Linked DNA regions of Homo sapiens: region 2 is linked to region 1. A link is a loop called in an ENCODE intact Hi-C map of the cell type or tissue named here. Cell type or tissue: heart right ventricle. All regions are shown on one strand. Region 1 overlaps COG7 (component of oligomeric golgi complex 7). Region 2 overlaps USP31 (ubiquitin specific peptidase 31).

What was found. Peaks named below come from ENCODE experiments on the same cell type or tissue, not always from the same donor. Only the 100,000 strongest peaks of a DNase experiment are listed, where the experiment ranks them.
Region 2: a loop joins it to region 1, with 3 times the contacts of the local background. A loop is called at or near these places in 15 of 110 quality-filtered maps.

Annotation. Positions count from the first base shown.
Region 1 is chr16:23,432,496-23,437,495 of GRCh38, reverse strand. COG7 (component of oligomeric golgi complex 7) reads left to right here. Exons shown (of 17, transcript NM_153603.4): 5 at 2,778-2,860; 6 at 3,829-3,951. Among named protein-coding and RNA genes, the nearest start is that of COG7, 18 kb to the left of the region's middle. In heart right ventricle, CTCF peaks have their summits at 1,652, 1,856 (motif pointing right) and 2,989 (motif pointing right); DNase peaks (open chromatin) are centred at 1,905 and 2,905.
Region 2 is chr16:23,085,186-23,090,185 of GRCh38, reverse strand. USP31 (ubiquitin specific peptidase 31) reads left to right here. Exons shown (of 16, transcript NM_020718.4): 8 at 2,351-2,462; 9 at 3,000-3,094; 10 at 4,524-4,601. Among named protein-coding and RNA genes, the nearest start is that of USP31, 62 kb to the left of the region's middle. In heart right ventricle, no CTCF peak of the experiment used is centred here; a DNase peak (open chromatin) is centred at 1,981; H3K27ac peaks cover 1,567 bases.

The DNA.
Region 1 (5,000 bases):
TCTTCATTCACAGAATTCTAAGGCTGGAGCTGGGGGGTTGGAAAGTTACCATCTAGGAGCTTTGTTCCTCACATTCTCTTGTGAATTTGTGGCTACTACAGAGCTCACTTTTCTGGTTGGGGTTACATCCAGTTCTGTGGGGTTGGGGGAGTGGGAGTGGGGATGGAGAGGTGGTGGCTCCATGCATTTAAGCTTTTTTGTTTGTTTCCTTCTGAGTGAGCTGGCTTCTGGGAGCTGGTGTTGGATTTGAGTGATGCCTGGTGGTTCAGCATCATGGGTTTGGTTTTGGAGATAAGCAGTTTTTGACAGCTTTTGTGCACAAATTTGAATCAGGCTTGACTCTAGGCAGGACATGGATTCAGAAGGCGAAAATGGCGCTTTTGAGCTCCATAGGCTGCCTCCTCTGCTGGGCCGCAGTGGAAACAGCCCTCCCTCCCATGCCTGGCCCAAGCCCCCTTGGCCCCCAGTCTTTGGCCCTTTGTACTGTTCTGCACCACCCTTAGCGCCCAGACTTTTACCAGCTTCCCCACCCATTGTGGCCCAAAGTGATTAGATATCTAGTTGGGATTCTCTGAAATATGTAGTACAGATATTTTCCTGGCTTCAACGCAGATAAAACAATGTTTTCTTTTGGTGATTAATCTTAATTTTGGCAAGCATCAGGAAGGGTTCCCCCGCCCCACAGGTAATGTGCTGTTTATAATCAGCCATGTTTCCTGGAAGGCTGAGGTAGTTCTTTATCTAACAGTTTTTACTTTTTATTTTTTTTGAGACAGAGTCTACACTCTGTTGCCCAGGCTGGACTGCAGTGGTGTGATCTCGGCTCACAGCAACCTCCAGCTCTTGGGTTCAAGCGCCTCAGCTTCTGGAGTAGCTGGGATTACAGGCATGCACCACCACGCCTGGTTAATTTTTTATATTTTTAGTAGAGACGGGGTTTCACCATATTGGCCAGGCTGGTCTCGAGCTCCTGACCCCAGATGATCCACCCACTTCAGCCTCCCAAAGTACTGGGATTATAGTCATGAGCCACCTCACCCGGCCTAGCTAACAGTTTTTAAAGGGAATTCTCTGATAAATTTGTTCATCCCCAACATGTTCCCCTTTTCCATCTCCTAAAATGACAATGTGAGTATAGCCAAGTATACATGCCCAGTTCATTTTATATAACCAATGAATTCAGCTGATACACTGAAGCAACTTTTTATAGAATTATTTTAATTAATTTTTTTGCTTCTCACTGGTCAAACCCAATTTATAGAATTTTGTTTTTTGAGCTAGAATCTTGCTCTGTCACTCAGGCTGAAGTGCAGTGATGTGATCACAGTTCACTGCAGCCTTGTCCTCCCAGGCTCAAGTGATACTCCCAGCTCAGCCTCCTGGGGTTTACAGGTGCACATCATGCCCAGCTAATTTTTTCTATTTTTTGTAGAGGGGTCCTGTGTTGCCTAGGACATTTTTGAACTCCTGGGCTCAAACAGTCCTCCCACCTCAGCCTCCCAAAATGCTGGGATTACAGGTGTGAGCCACCACACCTGGCCTATGGAATAATTTTAAATGTAACAGGAAGATTCACTTATTTAAGTGTTCTTATGAAAATAATAAGCATTTTAAAGGCAAATATTCGTTTTCTAACTCATGGATTTCTGCCCATTAAGTCAAGTTCCACTGGCAGGTCTCCAGCGCTTAGCTGGGTGTCCCACAGCGGTTGCTGTTACAACATTTCCTTCTCAGCAGTTTATTGGGCTTCCCAGAAGTGAAGGGGAACAGAGCAAATATAAGAAGTTTGGAGACCTGTTAGCTCAAGGCTTTTTTTTCCCTTCTTTTGATATAGTTCTAAGGCTGTGGCATGTACATTTTGGCCAGAAGGGGGCGGACAGGAGCCAGAGGTGGCGCTGCTGTGCACACTATTCAGAGACTGCACTGAAACCCACCTTCCTGTCTGTCCAGCGGTGAGCCTGGAAGCAAGTGCTTTGCCCAGTCATTTCCTCTGCCCTTAGGGAAATATGTCAGAAACTACTTGATATTAAGCCCATAACTTGGGTCTTAGAATCCATTGTTATGTGTGGAATGCTAATAGTTACCAAATTATTTGATTTTATGTTTTGTTTTTTTGTTTTGCTTTGTTTTAGAGGGAGTCTTGCTCTGTTGGCCAGGCTGGAGTGCAGTGGCGCGATCTTGGCTCACTGCAACCTCTGCCTCCCGGGTTCAACCAATTCTCCTCCCTCAGCCTCCCAAGGAGCTGGGATTACAGGTGTGCACCACCACGCTCAGCTAATTTTTGTTTTTCTTTTAGTAGAGATGGGGTTTTGCCATGTTGGCCAGGCTGGTCTCGAACTCCTGACCTCAGGTGATCCGCCTGCCTTAGCCTCCCAAAGTGCTGGGATTACAGGCATGAGCTACCGCGACCAGCCCAAATTATTTACTTATTCCTCAAACCACCAGATATGTTGACATATAGCAGTTCAGTGTGTTTGCTTTTTTAAAGTTCCCATCTGGTATAATCGAAGTAGGAATTTTGAAAGACATAAATAACCTCTCAGTATCATGTTAAAATATGAATTCTGTGAGGAACAGTGGGGAATACCTTGCAGTATCTGGTTTTCACGTCATGCTTATTTTTCAAATTTATGATCCTCATGCATGAGTTAATTCAGTATCTAGGCAGGAACTTGTGAATACTAGCTTCCATATATCCACCTTCATCCTGGTGAGTTTTTTCTCATGTCTACACCAGAAAGGCTGGTAACAGTATATATACATTGTATGTTCTTTAGATCAGTCCAAAGTGTTTGTGAAGGTGTTTACTGAAATTGACCGGATGCCCCAGCTCCTGGCCTACTACTACAAGTGTCACAAGGTAAGAAGCTGTGCGCGATGACAGTTGTGCAGTTGTGGAATGCTCATAACTCTGGGTCACAGAATCGCAGGTTCATAATTCAGAAGGTAAGAACATTTGTCTCCTTGCCCTCTGGCTGTTTTTCTCTTAGTTAGCCAGTAGGGGGTGCTCTTGGTCTAGCATATGGATTTGTTTAATTGCCAGTTGGAAAAAGTTATCCGTTTTCATTCTCTTTTCTGTTTACAGCTGGATTCATTATAGACTTGAAACGTTGTTTTAATTTATTCTCATTTTTGTCTTTTAAGGGAGATTTATGTCTTAAGCTTTATTACACCCTCAGAAGGCAGTAAGAATTTCTCTTTTTTTCTTTAGAGATAGGGTTTCACTATTTTGCCCAGCCTGGAGTGCGGTGACTATTCACAGATCCGATCATGGTGCACTACAGCCTTGAACTCCTGGGCTCAAGTGATCCTCCCGTCTCAGCCTTGTGAGGAGTTGGGACTACAGGCGCGTGCCACTCCACCTGGCTTGGAATTTTATGTTTTCTAGGTTTGCTGAAGTTAGATTGCCAAAAAACTTGACAGCTTCCTGAACTGACCTTAATTCCTTCAAGTCCAGTGCTCTGTGTCTTTTAAGCAGTGATGTTAGGACATGAAGCTTAAACATACATGTCTGCCCGCTCTTGCCCCAACATCTATTCAGAAGAGTGATGGTGTGCCAAGTGGTTGCACATTACATGTTTTTAGGGCAGGATAAATGGAGAGGGGATCACATCCGCAGGGTGACAGATTAAAGCTGTGAATCAGTGCAGATAACTGCAAATGTTTTTTTTTTTTTCCTGCCTTTCTTTGAAGTGAATGGACCTCACTGGGCTGCCCAGTGAGCCCATTGAGCAATCCGTGATTACGCTGGGTAGCAGGGCAGGGCAGTGTTCACAGGCAACCTATGTTGACGTACCCAATAAGGTTCCCTTTGTTCTGTCTCTGCAGGTGCAGCTTTTAGCAGCCTGGCAAGAGCTGTGTCAAAGTGACCTATCCCTGGACCGGCAGCTTACCGGACTCTATGATGCCTTGCTTGGTGCTTGGCACACACAAATCCAGTGGGCTACACAGGTAACAGCTCATTTTTGTTCTAGGGAGAACAGAGTCTGTGGTGACAAGGGAACGGGTGACTGCCTCGGGAGTGGCCACCCTCAACTGCAGAGCACAGCTCAAAGAACTTCCCCGTTTGTTGCTGTCATTCAAGGGGTTAAAAAATAACCAGTTAGGCCGGGTGCGGTGGCTCACACTTGTAATCACCACACTTTGGAAGGTCGAAGTGGGCGGATCGTTTGAGCCTAGGAGTTCGAGACCAGCCTGGCCAACACGGTGAAACCCCAACTCTACAAAAAATGCAAAAGTTAGCCAGGTGTGGTGGCACAATTACTAAGGAGACCGAGGCAGGAAGATTGCTTACGTCCAGGAGGTTGAGGCCACAGTGACTATGGTCGCACCACTACACTTCAGCTTGGACAACAGAGCAAGCAAGACTGTCTCAAACAAACAAACAACAAAAGAAAAAACGATAACCAGTTAAATGGTTTAAGTTTAAAAGATAAGCTTAGAAATCCACGTCAGTGAAATCTTTAGGTCTCCACTGAAACTCTTCTTACCACTCTTATCTATAACTTAAATAGGACCTAATGTGACAATGCCGCCTGTTGTCCAGCAAGGGAGCCTGTGGAATTCCTGAAGGCCATTTTCTTCCCATCTAAAAGCAGGAGGCCCCTCGTCAGGTGGTGTTCGAATGAACAGGAATGTTTTTATCTTTACTTCAGGTAAAATTTACCTACCTGAAGTGAGTCTCCCTTGTTCTCATGATACACCAAGAAGTAGGGGAAGAGATAATTTTAAAGGTACCCCCTGACTAGGAGTGAGGAGAGACAGAGGAACTTTGTTTCAAGTGGCAACTATCCATCATTTACTTTCCTCAAGTCTCTAGGCATTTCCAGCCATAAAGGTTTTAAACCGTTGTTCTCTTGCCTTGAGACAGGAGGCACAGTAGAACCTCTTGTAAGCAGGGGAAGAGCCTGTCTTACTTTGCAGTAATGACTTACTGGGCCTGTTTCTAGTGTGGCTTATTTTATTTATTTTTTTCTTATTTATTTATTTTTTTTCTCCAA
Region 2 (5,000 bases), 350 kb after region 1:
CTCAAACTCCTGACCTCAGACGATCCGCCCGCCTTGGCCTCCCAAAGTGCTGGGATTATAGGCGTGAGCCACTGCATCTGGCCAGGAGTCTAGTTTTAAAAGTCCCATTTCATATGTGTATTTTCAGTTCAGGCTCCTCTTGGGGCTCTAGACCCATTTCCAGCTACTTTCCTGACAGCTTTTTTATTTTTATTTTTTTAATTGTTAACATGTCTACTTGGATGGTGCATGTCCCTCAGTCTTCTGTCCCAAATTGAACTTATGTCTTATGTCCCAAGTTGAATTGAAGTATGTCCAAATTTTCTTTCCTTTTAAAACTGGCTCTCCAGTATTTCCCATCTTGGCAAATGGCACCACACATTCATTCAGGTTTCTAAGTCAGAAATTTGGGAGTCAGAAATCTCTCTCAAATTTGTCTAATGCCCTCTGTAAGAGTGTATGGGTGTTTTAGACTATCTTTTAAAGTAACTCTGTCACAGTAGGAATGTAACCTGAGTATTAACAAGAGACAGATATGTTTCAAGGAGAAAGGACTCAGTGTTTCTTAACATTTGTTAGAATAGCCTTTATGTTAGCCTTTGAAAATTTTGCTTTGAAATAAGTTCCCTGCATAGTAAATAACATAAATGTAAAATGTGTTGATATGCATATTTATGCTATTCATTGACAGGTATTTTAGTGTTTACAGTGTGTTGGGCATGGTTCTAAACACTGGGGATTCAGCAGGGAACAAGACAGGCAAGGTCTGTGTCCTCATGGAGCTTCCATCCTAGCTAGGACAGACCGACTATGAACAAGCAGACGTCTTTAACTTCAGACAGTCCGTACCACGTCGAAGGCATTAAAACAGACTAGAATGATAGAGTGTGATGGTGGGAGGCTGGCAAGACAACATTAGGAAGGGAGGTCAGGGAAGACGTCCCTGAAGAGACCGCAGCCAAGCTGAGCCCCAGTGTGCTGTGTGAACATGGGGGGAAAGGATCCCATGCAGAGGGAACACCCGGTACATGCACACAAGACTAGGAGGAGCTTGGTGTGTGTCAGGCACAGAAGGAATGAAGTAAAGAACCTGTGGAATTCCCTTCATGATGCTAGTCTCTTAAAGAGTGAAGTCATTATTTTAAAAAAATATGGTTGGGTGATTTACATGTACTTGTAACTCATTTCACCTCACAGTAGTTTTTAGGCAGATTGGTTCACTGTTAAGCACCACTGTGAGCGAACAGTTTGATAGTTGTTGGAAACTGGTTTCTTGGTGATCTTAGCACCTCTACTTCCCTCTGGGCCTGAGTCAGAGTTAATCTGTTAGATCATTTGTTCATTCATTCATTCATCTATTTTCTAGACATTGTCTGTTTGCGCTACTAAGATAAATAAATCACAGTGCTTGCTATCAAATAACTCACAGCCTATTGGTGGAGGCAGAAAAATAAGCAGGCATTGTTTATAGCACAGTATACACAGGGAACAAGCCAACAGGGTGCCTCCTGGAAAAGAATACCTCCACTGGGTCTTCACATGAGTGAGTAGGAGACAGCCTAGACTCAGAAGGGTGGGGAGGGTATTTTAAGCAGAGGGAGTTCCCTGACAAAAAGACATGGATGTGTGAGAGTAGGACACATTCAGGGAATTCAGGTTTGACTGACTGGGCGTGGATGAGAGTTGAGGCTAGGATAGTGGTCCTCAACATTGGCTGCATATTAGAACCACCCAGAGAGGCCCTAAAAACATCTCAGTGCTCAGATCATATTCCAGACTGATTTCATCAGAATCTCTCCGGGGGCTGGACTTGGGCATCATTATTTTCTAAAGCTCCTCTTGTGATTTTGGTCTTCGGTCTGTGCAGCTGAGGCCAAGAACCACAGTACTGCTTGGACTCTGTGGGACATAGCTCTGGAGCTGACTTTCACTGTCACTTGCTTGCCAGTGCCTCCCTTGTTGTCAGAGACTCAAGAATGTGGCTGCCTGTCTGTGAGACCTTCCAGCCCTATCTAGTCCTCTGGCACCCAACCTCTTATGAGTTCGACCTGTGCTGTTTGCCAGGCTCATGTCCACTCCCACCCCCTGTGCTCTCCATCTTCACTGATCCTGCCCCGTTGCCACCTGCTGTCCTAGCACCATACTCCCCTAGAAGCCATTTTGGTGTATTGGCTATTAAATTTCATTTAGAAATCCAAGCTGTTCATCTCCTTATGAAGAGTTACCATTAAATTTCCTGTTTCTTTTATTTTGAGAACTGTCCTAAAGCCAATTATATTGTGATTCCGTTTTAAGAGATCGAGAAAAAAAGATAACAGTGTTAAAGGAATTACCGTACTTTAAAGGTGATTACATTGTTGATGTGTGTTAGATTTGGACTGCCTTTTGTGCTGCACTTAGAGAAGACAATAGCTTGGGACCTTCTGCAGAAGGAAATCTTGGAGAAGATGAAGTATTTCTTGAGGCCCACGGTTTGCATTCAGGTTTGTAAGCATTTTGATATTCCAGCATAGCATGGGTATATACTCAGTGAAGAAACAAACATTACAATGAAATTTGAGTTTCTTGTGTTTAGATTTCCAGGACTGAGAATTTATCCCTCATTTTATGAAAGAGCTAGCCACTGCAAGGTTTTCCTTGAACTGCTGCATATTCCTTTATAATATTTATCTAATAACGTTCAATACATGATCAGCTTGGAAAGGATTTAGTAGAATGTCTATCTGTATATGTTAAAAATTATTACTATGTTAAGGTATCCGTGGAAGACCATTAAGCTGATGTTTAGTAAAGGCAATGTGTTACTTGTCTTGCATAACATATTTGATACGTAAATCGCATTTGGGTAAATAATATTTAAAGTGTATTAGAGTGGCTCAACAACCTTATAGAATCTTATAGTGAAGCATTTTGCAGAATAAACAGTTTACTGTAACTCTAATCTGTTTTGGAAATGCCACTGTGAAACAGATGCCCTTGAAGAAAAATTTGGCTTAATTCTCATCTAACATCTGATGCAGGTGTGTCCATTCAGCTTGCGTGTGGTCAGTGTTGTTGGAATAACATATTTGCTGCCCCAGGAGGAGCAGCCCTTGTGCCACCCAATAGTAGAAAGGTAAAAAAAATTTTTTTTTAAATTACCTTTTAGAATCTCACACATATTCATGTGTGATTTCAAGTGATGTCTTATATAATTTCCACATAAGTGTGCAGGGTTCTTTAGGCTTATTTCGAAATTAAGTACTTATTTTACTTTTGATTTGTGCTTGGGTATATGTTTGATGATCTTTCTTGAAATAAGAAAAGCCCTGGAGGACTTGGGTTAGGAAAGCAAATTAACGTATGTCCTAGGACTGTAGATAAATTACACTTTCATATTCACCAGGAATGAAGTTTTGTAAAGTAACGTTCTAATCAGGCCACATTCTTCCTTAAAACCCTTATATGGCAACTTGTGGCCTAAAAAATAAAGCCCGTGTTCCACAATGTAAGAAGTTCTTCACAGTTTGAATTCCGCTTACTTTTGTCAGGCTTTGCTCTTCCTCTCCCCACTATCCCAACCTTTCAGCAGCATTAAAGTACAGATGATTGTTTGAACAGGCGATACTATTTTATATGCGTGCTTTGCATGTGTGGTTTCCTCCGTCCGTAATTCCTTTCCTTTAAGCCCTTTTTTATACTCTTCCTCCTCCCACCCCCAGCAACCTGCCCCATAGAATTAGTCACTCTACTCTGCTACCTCTGTGCTGTCTAAATCTGTTATAATACTCTATTGTATTAATAAAATAATATACATATATACACACTATGTATCTATGAATATATAATATACATGTGAAAACTCAAATTTTTTATAATAAAAATTATTATAATGATTTTTTCAACAAATATTGTAGTGCCTATATTTCAGGATTCTAAAAAAGCATACAATATGGTCCTGCTTGAAAGCTTACTGTTTGGGTTTAGAGATGAGAGTTAGTAGACAACAATCCAAAATATTGCATAACAAACAAGATGAGATAGGTAATATTAACTGAGTTCTGGGTTTCTCAGGAGATGGCAAGGAGCCAGTGAACTTGGGACGGGGGTAGCTTTGGAGGAAGGAGGAAGAAGGGTGCAGTCTAGAGCAGGCATGGCATGTTGGTGGAGAGGTGGAAAGGTGCAAGGGGCGACTTTGTTCCCAGGGGACTACCGTCCAGTGTCTGTTTGGGTGGGTGAAAAATTGGGCAAGAAATTGGGAAGGTCATAATGACTATCTGAGAGTGATCATCAACCTTATGACACTAAATTTCTTCCAACCTCTTTATTATTAGTACTGTATTGGGCTTTTTAATTTAAGGGTTTTTCAGTTTAGTTGAAATGTAGTTATTAAATCAGTGGTTATAGTGGTCTTGCTGAAAACTTTTTTCTGATGGGGAACTATGATGAAGATTTTCATTAATCACCTGAAATTATGATTTTGGGTAGGACATAATCACATTAAGTAAAATCATTTGTTTAGAAAATAATATGTGGCTTCCCTCTCCACTTCCCTGGTTCTATAGGGCATTAAAATCTTGTGGACCAGGTGGCACTGCTCATGTGAAATTAGTAGTCGAGTGGGACAAGGAGACAAGAGATTTGTGAGTATTTTTAAAGTTAGTGTTTATAGAAACATTGTTTTAATTATCATTTTTATAGCACACCTTTGATATGTTAAATGAGCTGAAACACAAATCTCTCTTCTCTTTAGCTAAGTATCCAGGTGTGTTGTTAACCCTTTATTTAAGCAGTTTATTATTCCTTTCCTATACATTCTCTCTTCCCAATCCCAGAACCTTAGAACATTTGTTCACTGCTGAAAGAGAAGCTGTATACTCATTAGCTACTATATAGGTTCAATTTACTTTGATTTTTATTACAGGCCCATTAATTCTAGAAAGCAATGTCAGATGCATGTTCTTAGATGTAAAGGACAGGAATATGTGGTTTAACCAGTACAGTTCATGGCCAAACCCAGAAAAATCAAGTTAGTTCTGGAA